Regions from separate parts of the Homo sapiens genome. Here region 1 is linked to region 2. A link is an interaction called in ENCODE POLR2A ChIA-PET data of the cell type or tissue named here. Cell type or tissue: GM12878. All regions are shown on one strand. Each heading gives the region's core, and the rest is flanking DNA. Links, peaks and the distances in the headings are about the cores only.

What was found. Peaks named below come from ENCODE experiments on the same cell type or tissue, not always from the same donor. Only the 100,000 strongest peaks of a DNase experiment are listed, where the experiment ranks them.
Region 1: POLR2A ChIA-PET joins it to region 2 with 5 read pairs; 1 of 35 experiments calls an interaction of 5 or more read pairs at or near these places.

What each region holds. Positions count from the first base shown.
Region 1 is chr6:71,979,844-71,985,236 of GRCh38, forward strand. All of the region lies in intron 2 of RIMS1 (regulating synaptic membrane exocytosis 1), which reads left to right. Among named protein-coding and RNA genes, the nearest start is that of RIMS1, 96 kb to the left of the region's middle. In GM12878, for the core only: no CTCF peak of the experiment used is centred there; a DNase peak (open chromatin) is centred at 2,748; H3K27ac peaks cover 588 bases.
Region 2 is chr6:73,883,525-73,888,917 of GRCh38, forward strand. No RefSeq gene overlaps it. Among named protein-coding and RNA genes, the nearest start is that of CD109, 190 kb to the left of the region's middle. In GM12878, for the core only: no CTCF peak of the experiment used is centred there; DNase peaks (open chromatin) are centred at 3,317 and 3,502.

The DNA.
Region 1 (5,393 bases), core at 97-5,096, 1.9 Mb before region 2:
ATTTAGAATCACTGATATGTACCACTAATATGCTCAGTAAAAATGAAGATTAGATGGGATGGGTGATAATTTTATAAGTCAAAATTAATGTGAATATCACTGAATTGGACCTCTCTTTCAAAACTCATGTACAGATATTGCAAGGATAAATAAATATTGGCAATATTATTATTAGAAAGTTGCTGTGCCTCAGGGCTCAGCCTGGTTACTCTGTGAATCACTGCTATTTCCTCTGCTCTTCTACAGAGTCATTTGTCCAGGATGAGAACAGTCTGCCCGTGCCAAGAAAATAGTTGGTTGTTGTGAAAAAACAGGAAGCTTATAGCCAAAGGAGGCAAAATATAATGGTGGTGTGGACTCTACTGGTGGCAACTGAGATCGGTACCCACTGGCTACTGCACTAGTGTGAGAAGGAAGATATTAAATAAAAGAAAAAGATAATGCCTAGGACCTTGGGCAAAGCATGCAGTGAATTAATGTGTATTTAGTGGAAAATGATAATGGTGAATAAATGAATGCACTCATGTATTATATGTATAACAAATCTTAAACATTATTAATGTGGGTAAAAGTTCAGGAGTCAGAATGAAGCCATCAGGCAAGGGGGACATTGAATATATAGTCTGATTTGAAAAGCATATTTGGCCAATGAGTTGGAGGAATACAAACCTGTGAAAGGCAGTTGAGGCCAGTTTATGAATGTCCTTGAAGTCCAGCTTTGATAAATGGATTTTACTCTGAAGGGAGACACCAAAGTATCTGAACATGGAGCTATCTAGTTGAAAGGAAAGTTTCAGGATAATGAATTTTTCAGGAATATGCATGATGGATGAGCGTACGGCATTCCTGGAGAAAAAGGGACCAATTAGTAGATGATTAAAATAGATGAGACATGGCTAATAATAGTAAGAATAATGGCAATGACTCCAGAAAAAATGGATGAGAGAGACATTTGAAAGAAGAAACTGGTACGCCTTAATGACAAGTGGATGTAGTTATGAAAGGGACAAGTAAGAGATAAGACAAAAATTTTCTGAGATTTTGGGACTGGGAATTACCAAAGGAGAGTTAATAAAAAATAAGGATAGAAAAGGCAAGTACTTCTAGGGAATTACATTCCTAAAGTATGCATTTCTTTTCTGATTCCTGAGAGAAATCCACAGAAAAGAAGATTCTGTGGCACAGTGGAGAGAATCATTCCATATGGGAACATCAAAAAGAAAAAGAGCACACATCTAAATTTTCAAAACTGCTCACCAGTCTAAGTTCTGCATAAGATTAAAGCAGAAGAGTGTCTAATTTTAGCTTTTTGCTGATTTTCTATCAACTCTGGTAACAATAACTGCAATTATATGCTGTTGTGTTTTAGGCACTTTATGTGCATTTAACCCTCATGAAACTTTATAAAGTATTGTTACTGTCTCCATTTTACATATGAGGAAACTGAGGCACATAAAAGAAAATCATTTGCTCATGTTCATTTACCCACTAATAATCACATTCATTTACCCACTAACTTCTGGTTATTCATTTTAACTATTCAGGTCAGGATTCATTGGCAGCATTCTTCTTGCTCAATCTTGGGCTAGGATCTAGTGGGGTTAGAAGACAAGAATACCATAGGATTCTTAATTCAAATAATTCATTCTAATATGGTAGACATAATATATAATCAGTGAGTAGGTCACACTCTTTGTGGTATTCACCCCACATTAGAAAAAATTCATAGAAAAGATGAAAGTTGACAGAGAATGTACAAAATTGCCATTGGTAATGTTTTCATCTAAGTTTCCTTATTTATAAACCATGAAGGCTCTTCTTTATTTTGCTTGCAGAAAGGGGGTTTAATCTCTAATCCGGCAATACTTTTAAAGAGCACTAGTCATTTGGCAGTAAGTCGTATGCTATCTTGGGATATGTTTTCTCTGGTTGCCTTAGTTTATTTTTTTTTAAATCATTCACTTTTTCATTTCTTTTGCCTTGTCTCCCCACCTGCAGTGTTCACCTCTTGAAGAAAGAGACTGTATTGCAGGGAAGTCATTGGTGTACTATAATGCATACTACTAAGCTATGCCATTGGAACTTGATATAAATTGCTTTTTTTTTTGGTTTGAACTATGATTTGATTTGATTTGAATACTGAATGCCAATTGACAAATGATTTCAAGATGGATTATATTATCTCCCTTATTGATAATGGCAAACCAAGCCGCTAAACATTATGGAGTAGAGGATATGGAGGATCAGGGAGGAGAATAAAGGCATCTTTCATTTTATCACTTTGATTTTTCTAACTCTGCATTTCCATGCAATTCCAGGGAGCCATTTCCACCATCTATTATCCTTTGAAGCATTAAAAGTGTTAAAATACTTGGACTGGTTCTTTGCAGTCTTATTTTACTATGAGACCTTGTTAGTATGATACCTCAGCTGATAATCTTGGGCCACATTTATGAGAAATGTTCAGGCTTGGAAAACGTGTGACTTTGAGTTCTATTTCAGGGTGTGTGTGACTGTAGGTATTAACACAAAATTTAAAGTTCTTGCCTTCTACAGTGCATGCTACTTTACACATAAGAGTGCTCAAATATTATGTTGTTTGTTCCAAGTTTAAATGGAACTGAACTCAGTATTTCCTTCCACATCACACCCCAACAAACCCAAGCACAGTCACACTCATGCATCCTTCTTCACCTTCTCTCATCTATTTATGACATTTCCATTCTCACAGTCACACAGATGGGAAACCCCTGAGTCATCTTCAGCTCCCCACTTCCTTGTGTGCTCCCTAAGTGTAATCAGTCACTATGTCCTGTCAGGTCTAATTCTGAATCTCTGAATCGTCTCACATCTGTTCCTTCTGTCAGTTCTCACTCCCATCCTCATATTTCAGGCTCTCCTTTTTGCATGGGGTTGGATACCCCTTGGCCTTTTGTCTTCTATTCCTTTACTAGTCTAATTCATCCCACCCAGCTTTGCTCAGAGCACCTGCCCTCTCTGAAGGCCTTTAGGTCCAATAGTCCATGTATAAATTAAGTCCTGCCTGCACAGTGCCTGATTGTCTTCTCTTCAACACTAACTTCTCTGGTCTAAATGTTTTACAAAACCACAATATTCCCTACTCATTGAAGATGTCCTTCCCTTCTATTTCTACCCCGAGCTTTTGCCACTGCTTGTTTTAATATCTCACCCACTCCTCTTTTTCCACCAATGATAATCCTGCCTGTGACTCAAGTCTCTGCTCCAAAACAATTTCCTCCAAAACGTACTTGACCACCCCCTTCACCAAAATTTTTTCTTCCCTGAGCTTTGGTTATACCTGCCTTCCTAGAGCACACATTATGTTCTATTTGTGTGTTTCTTGGATCTGCTGTAAGTTTATGAGCTCTATTTTAGTTCTCTATTATTTTCCTAATTGTTGTAAAAAAGGGTCAATAGGTTCTTAAGTGGGATTGCATACCAGAATGAAACCACCAAGAGCGTGCTTATGCTCTCACTCTCACACTTGGTCTCTCTTTCTATTTCTCATTTAAATATTAAGTTTAGAGATTAAGTTATACAGGGAAAGGCCCAGTCAGTATTGTATAATCAGAAAAAAAGGGTTTTTTTTATTATTGACATAAACTTGATTTTTTTTTCTTTTCTTTCAACATTGGCATAGGGACTATGACTTTTTTCTTTTGAGAAAATTTGAGATTGTACAGCCAGCCTAAGTAAATTCTCAGTTAAAAGTAAATAAGTCATCAGATGTGGTTACCAGAAGAGGGATGTTGCAGAATACACAACAAGAGAAATGACTACTTGCCATCTTCTTTGTGTTTTCTTTCCAGACTGTCCTGAATGCTCAGATGTGGAGCACAGGGACTGATTTATGTTTTTTCTGCACAGATTTTATGTCTACTAACTACACAAAACTTGGGGGAAATAAATCGTGGATAAATTTTAAGTACAAATATGAAGAAGCTACTTACATAGCAAACCATCTTGTATATTTAAAAGATGTTCTTTCTTAAATTCCATTTTTATCATATTACTGTCTGATTAAAAAACGTATTTTGGTTTGCTGTTGCCTATTATGTGAAGCCTAAATTCCAATGTCTGGATTTCATGGCATTTATCTTATCTTTGCTAATTGCTATTATGTGTTTATCATAGGTTTCCACATGCTTTCAGTAACATTCTGTAACTTATGAAATATGTTAATTTTTACTTATTGATTGATTTATGTATAATCAATTGTAAGTATAGTTGGTTATTTCAATAGCTATAACCAGAATGTATTAGAGACAAGGAAACTGTATTTTTAATTGAACATTGGATTTCTCTAATATGTTTCTATCAGCCTGAGAAGAATGCAAAAAGGCTTAAAAAACATCTCTCTATTCTGAAATGCTAAATAATTCTTAGATGAAATAGAAGGAGGCACAGAAAGGGAAATGGGAAGTAAAGGTTGTGGACATGCCTAGAGGGACTCAAAGCTAATGTTAAGAGGATGATCTTTGAAGGAAAAGAAAAAAAAAAACTGTACTGCTGGAGCTACACTGTGACAAATAGGGCTGTGTCTCTACCTTTTACAGAAGCAGCAAATGCACAATCTTATGAAAAAAATGTAGAAACCACAGTGTTACTAAAATTTTTTATCTGGCAATTTATAATTTACAAGCCCTCAACACGTTAAACCTTAGTTAATTTTTTTCCCAGAGAAGAAGGCATTATTATATTATACTTTGTGCTTTGAGAAAATTAATGCTCAAACTGGTTGCCAGTACTTGATGGAGCTATTACTCAGACGTCTGTTTCCAGGTGCTCTTTTTATTTCATTGCATAGAAACAAGCAGAACATTGTAAGTTGAGTCCTGTAAGTTGAGATTGTAAACCTTCATATCTATGTATCCATCTGTGTATGTATGTATGTATGTATGTATGTACATATCTATCTATCTATCTATCTATCTATCTATCTATCTATCTATCTATTATGTTTGTATCTATCATCATTATTGCCTATCCATCTATCTATAAGCTGATGAGGGTGGTATAAAAGGAAAGTCCAACATCCTCCCCTTCCCTATTCCTTAGCACTCCTACACTCTTCCTCCTTCACACAAGCACTTTGTACTCCACCAATACAGATTGTAGTTCACCAGCACACAGCAATGTACATGAGACAGCCCATACTAGCTTGGGAGAGTCAACTGTTAGATATTCAAAAAGTTTGCAATCTAGTTTAAATAGGGCTATTATTAAAACTGAATTATGACTGGGCATCATGGCTCATGCTCGTAATCCCAACTCTTTGGGAGGCCATGGCAAGAGAATTGCTTGAGCCCAGAAATTTGAGACTAGCCTGGGCAACATAGTGAGACTTCTGTCTCCAAAAAAATTAAAAAATA
Region 2 (5,393 bases), core at 206-5,205:
GACATCTAATTATTTTGTTGACTTGAAATTTTATTATCAAATGTTTCTTTAAATTTCACCACTTATTGGGAGGCTGAGGCGAGTGGATCACCTGAGGTCAGGAGTTCGAGACCAGCCTGGCCAACATGGTGAAACCCTGTCTCTACTAAAATTACAAAAATTAGCTGAGTGTGGTGGCATGTGCCTGTAGTCCCAATTACTAGGGAGGCTGAGGCAGGAGAATCGCTTGAACCCGGGAGGTGGAGGTCGCAGTGAGTTGAGATTGTGCCACTGCACTCCAGCCTGGGTGACAGAGCAAGACTCCACCTCAAAAAAAAAAAAAAATGTTGCACCATTTGGATCAGTGTTGGAACTACTTAAGCACATTTTTTTGTAGGGGAAATGCAACTTGAACTACTATTATTATAGTACCTATTATGTTACCACTACATGGCCACAGAAGATGGTGGTTAGTAGTTAGGATAGAAAAGCAAGCCACTATAACATTGGGGACCAAACAATGGATCAGGTGTAAGGCTCTCTTATCTTAGTTTTATCTCAACTGTCAGATGACAACGTTGGTGTACTGATGTTCTCCAGAGGACACTGTAATTATGTGAGCTTTTTGTAAGAAGAATTAAGAAAAAACAGAGAATCTTAATATGTGCATATAAACTAACATGTTAAAACATTTCTTTAGAAGAAAATAGGACACAGGAAGGGGAACATCACACACTGGGGACTGTTGTGGGGTAGGGGGAGCGGGGAGGGATGGCGCTGGGAGATGTACCTAATGCTAAATGACGAGTTGATGTGTGCAGCACACCAACATGGCACGTGTATACATGTGTGACAAGCCTGCACGTTGTGCACATGTACCCTAAAACTTAAAGTATAATAATAAAAAAATTAAAAAAAAAGAAAATAGGACATCCTTTTAAGCCATTGTGAAGCATGTCAATGAATTAACTGATTATGGTTCAGTCTTGTGGGAAGAGCTTAGAGAAAATATGAGGGAGGAAACAATTTCCAACATTTCATTGTTGAACAGATAGCCGTCTAGTCAATACAGGAATTTTCCTTTAATTTAGACCCTAGTTGATGACATAAATTGGCTAATCCAAGCATACTGAGAAATTTGTAGCCAAACTTGAAGTGTTCTTTTTTAATCATTAGTTTTAATCAGAACTCATGCCCCAACTCAAAGAATAAATTACTGCTGTTTTCCTTTCCAGCTGCAGGCTATTGCTTTTAATTTTATCTGATTGTTATCTTGGCACTAGGTTTGGTATGTGTGCTAACAAAAGCATTTAAAGTAGAAGCTAGTAGAAGGCCAACGGTTCACTTATAGATGCAGGTAATTTGGAATCCTCCCCGTTTCCCTTTTAAAATCCACTACAAATAAATACATAAAATAATGGCAATGCTTAACGAATGGAGAAGCTGAAAAAGGAGTGCCATCGTAGTGAATTGTGACAGCAACATGCTGAATGATGGAGGGTCTCTGAGCAGGTATAACTCACTTTCATTAGATACTAGATCCTTCCTACTTTCTCTTTACCTTATTACATTAACCATTTAAGAAAATGAACTTTCAGCTGGGTGTGGTGGCTCAAGCCTGTAATCCCAGCACTTTGGGAGGCCAAGGTGGGTCGCTTGAGCCCAGGAGTTGGAGACCAGCCTGGGCAACATGCCGAAACACTGTCTCTACAAAAAATACAGAAATTAGCCGGGCGTGGTGGTGCGTGCCTGTAGTGCCAGCTGTTTTGGGGGCTGAGGTGAGCAGATCGCTTGAGCTGGGTAAATTGAGGCTGCAGTGAGCTGAGATTGTGCCACTCTCTCTAGCCTGGGTGACAGGATGAGACTCTGCCTTAAAAAAAGGAAAAAAGGAAGTTAACTTTTGTCTTTTTTATTTTTCTGTTAATGAGTGTTAAGGTAATTTTTTCCAAATAAATGAAAAAAAAAAAAAAAAAAAGCATGTATAGAGCAAATCCCAGGCAGGAAATCTGGATTAGTTAATTACCATTTGTTTCTGCTGTGCTTATTTAAGTAAAGCTATAAATACCGTTGATGGTTTTATAGGGAGACACAAATATGTTCTGATAGCTCAGCAAAATTTCTTGGTTGTGAATTAAAACATGAAGGATTTAATGAGATTTCCTTTAAAAATTTATCTTTGGCCGGCACGGTGGCTCACGCCTCTAATCCCAGCATTTTGGGAGGCTGAGGCTGGCGGATCACGAGGTCAGGAGATGGACATCATCCTGGCTAACACTGTGAAACCCCGTCTCTACTAAAAAAAAATAAAAAATAAAAAATAAATTAGCTGGGCGTGGTAGCGGGCGCCTGTAGTCCCAGCTACTCGGGAGGCTGAGGCAGGAGAATCGCTTGAACCCGGGAGGCGGAGGTTGTGGTGAGCCGAGATCACGCCACTGCACTCCAGCCTGGGCGACAGAGTGACTTGTGTCTCAAAAAAAAAAATCTTCCAAAATGTGTATATGCTTAATTATCAGAAAAGTAATATAGAGTGGAAAAAATTCTGGACTAGTGGTCAGAACATCTGGGTTCAAGTCCTGGCTCTATCTCTTTTTATAAGCTGTCCTACAGCTTCCTTATTTATAAAATGTTTTGATTTGGACTTCTTTCTGCCGCACAATCCTACAGAATTTAAGATTTATGTAAACATTGTATTGATCTTTGAAAAAATGAATATGAGGAAATCAGAATGAAATTATATGATTTTTAAGACAGTCTTTGATTATTACTAGGATTTCCTAATTCTTGCTTCATCCTCTTTTTGCATGGGAACACAAACTCCCTAAAAGATTTAGGAAAAAATATTTTTCTACCCAGTTGAGGGGTAAAGTTGATTCATCCTGGGAACAGTGCCCCTGGTTGGATACATCATTCAACTAAATATTCCTCCTGTCTTGCCCCCCAGCTGAAAGGCAGGAGAATGAACTAGAAAATCTTGAGATGTGGCTGGATTGGCTGCCCCAAACCTTGGTGTCTTCTGGACTTTCCTGTGTGTCTTGGGGCCTCTGCCCAGGGGCCCAGCTCCTCTGGTCTCTCTCTCTCTCTCTCTCTCTCTCTCTCTCTCTCTCTCTCTCTCTCTCTCTCTCTCTCTGTGTGTGTGTGTGTGTGTGTGTGTATATCTGTGTGTGTATGGAGGGTAGGTGAAAGGGGATGAGGAATTTATTTTTGTCTTCCTGGAAGGATAGATTCTTCTTTTTTGAATTAGCCTCATTAAACTTTTAAGTAATGACTCCTGAAAAAGGACAAAGGGATAAGGCTCTTTTCCAAAGAGTTATCTTTTTGTGCCAGCAATCAGTCATTACTCTCCTACCATGCCATGTGACACAGGATGTGGTCTGATATTTAGTCTAAATACATGCTTCACTTTTTTTCTGCTACAGAGAAGGCAATTATAATGCTCCTTTTGTTATGCAAATAACTTCTCAGAAAAGTGCCCTCTCTCCTCCTTAAAAACTAGATTTACTCAGACTAGGGTGAAAAATAAAAGTCAATCCTGGCATTTAAGTGGTTTCTGGCCCTCAGAAGCCATCTTAGTAGAAGGTGATGAATATGTTTAGTGGCTTCCTACTTCTGGAATATGAGCAGGGTCAGTCTACAGCAGAGTCAGAAGGGCTGTCCCTCCAGGGATCCAGGAAGGCCTGCTAACCTCACTGTATAACCCAGTCTTTTGGGGAACAAAGTTGACACTTCTGAATTGTCCTGTATTTCATTTCTTTGGACCCTACCCCACTAAACTATAATAAAATTGGGGTAAGTGGAATGAATGTAATAAATCAACCTTTTCACTCACATACGTTAGTGTTATATTATTCTTTTATGTAACAAAATGCCTTAAGTTAGTTATTGTATTTATCTAGAATTTTCCATGTGATGGGGAGGTTATTTCTTATACAGGGTCATTTCAAATCAAAGCAATATAGTTGTATGATTTGCCTACACATACGAATAGCTATTGATATTTTCATTAATTTGCTGATGTTCTCCTTAAGTGAATAAAGCATATCATTAAATAAAACTTTTGTGAGGCCTTTAACATTTCTGGAATGCTGGCTTCCCTGCCCCCTATGTTGTTTCAGTTACTTCTGTTGGCTTTAGCTACGTTTATATGTGACATGTGCTTATATTTTCTTTTCTTGCCCTGTTCTTATATAGTTTTGGGGAAAAAAATGGCCTGATTGAACAGGCTTACATTCTTTTACTGTTTTTGTGAATGACTAGTAGTAATATAGAATTTAATGATTCAGTCACACAAAAAACTATTTGGTCTTGTTTTTTCTTTTTCTTTTTCTTTTATGGGGGAAGTGAGATCTTTACCTTTTCAGATTCTTTAGTCCTAATTGGTTTATCTAAGTTTTCTATTTTTTCTTGCATCAATTTTTGCATTTAAAAATTTTCTAGCAATTTAACATTTTCATCTAGATTTCAAAATTATTCACATATAATTATTTATAAAATATTTATTATTTTTTTTTAAATTCTCCAAAAATTTCTATGGTTAGTTTCCATTTTTTCATTCTGCATTTTATTGGTCAATATTATTAGTCTGTTCTAGAATCAGTTTTTGGTTTTATTACTTTTCTCATTATTTAATATTTGGTCTCTATTTTATTTATTTTTCTCACTGCCTTTATTACTTCCTTCCTTCTTATTTAAGTTTATTCCGTAGCCCTTTCCGTAACATCTTGAGTTGAATGACTCATCAATTTATTTTTAAACTTTCTTGTATCTTGACAAATGTAAAGTTAAAATTTCTTTGAGTACTGCTTTAGGTATGTCCAACAAAGGCTGAAAAGCAAAGTTTGTATTACTCGTCAGTTCTGTATATTGCTTCTTTTCCTCTTTAACACACGGACAATTTGGTAACATATATTTCCAAACAGGTGAGATTTTTTTTTAAAGCTCTCTGTTTGTTTGTTAGTAGTAACTAATTTTAATGCATTGGTGCTAGGAGAATGCAGTATATAAACCATTGATACTGTGGAATGCATGGAACCTTCCCTTATAGACAAATACAAGATTTAACTTTTTAAGTGTTATATGGTATGCTTATAAAGATCCAATATTCTCTGTTAGGTGAAAAGTTCTCTATTGTCTAATAGTTGGAGCTTATTGTCTAAATTCTTCAGGTTATTGATATTACTGCATATTTTTTTTTCTGGCTGATATATTAGTCTCTAAGAAGGTATATGAAAATCTATATCTAAAATTGTTGATTTATCTATTTATACTTATTATACACTCTGTCGTTGACTGATACATTTTTCAATTGTTCCTGTTTTTGGTAACATTCTTCTTTATCTCTTATGATTGTTTTTGCCTTGCATTTTTATTTTTCAGAAATTATGATTGCCATCCCATGTTTCTTTTTGTTTAAATTT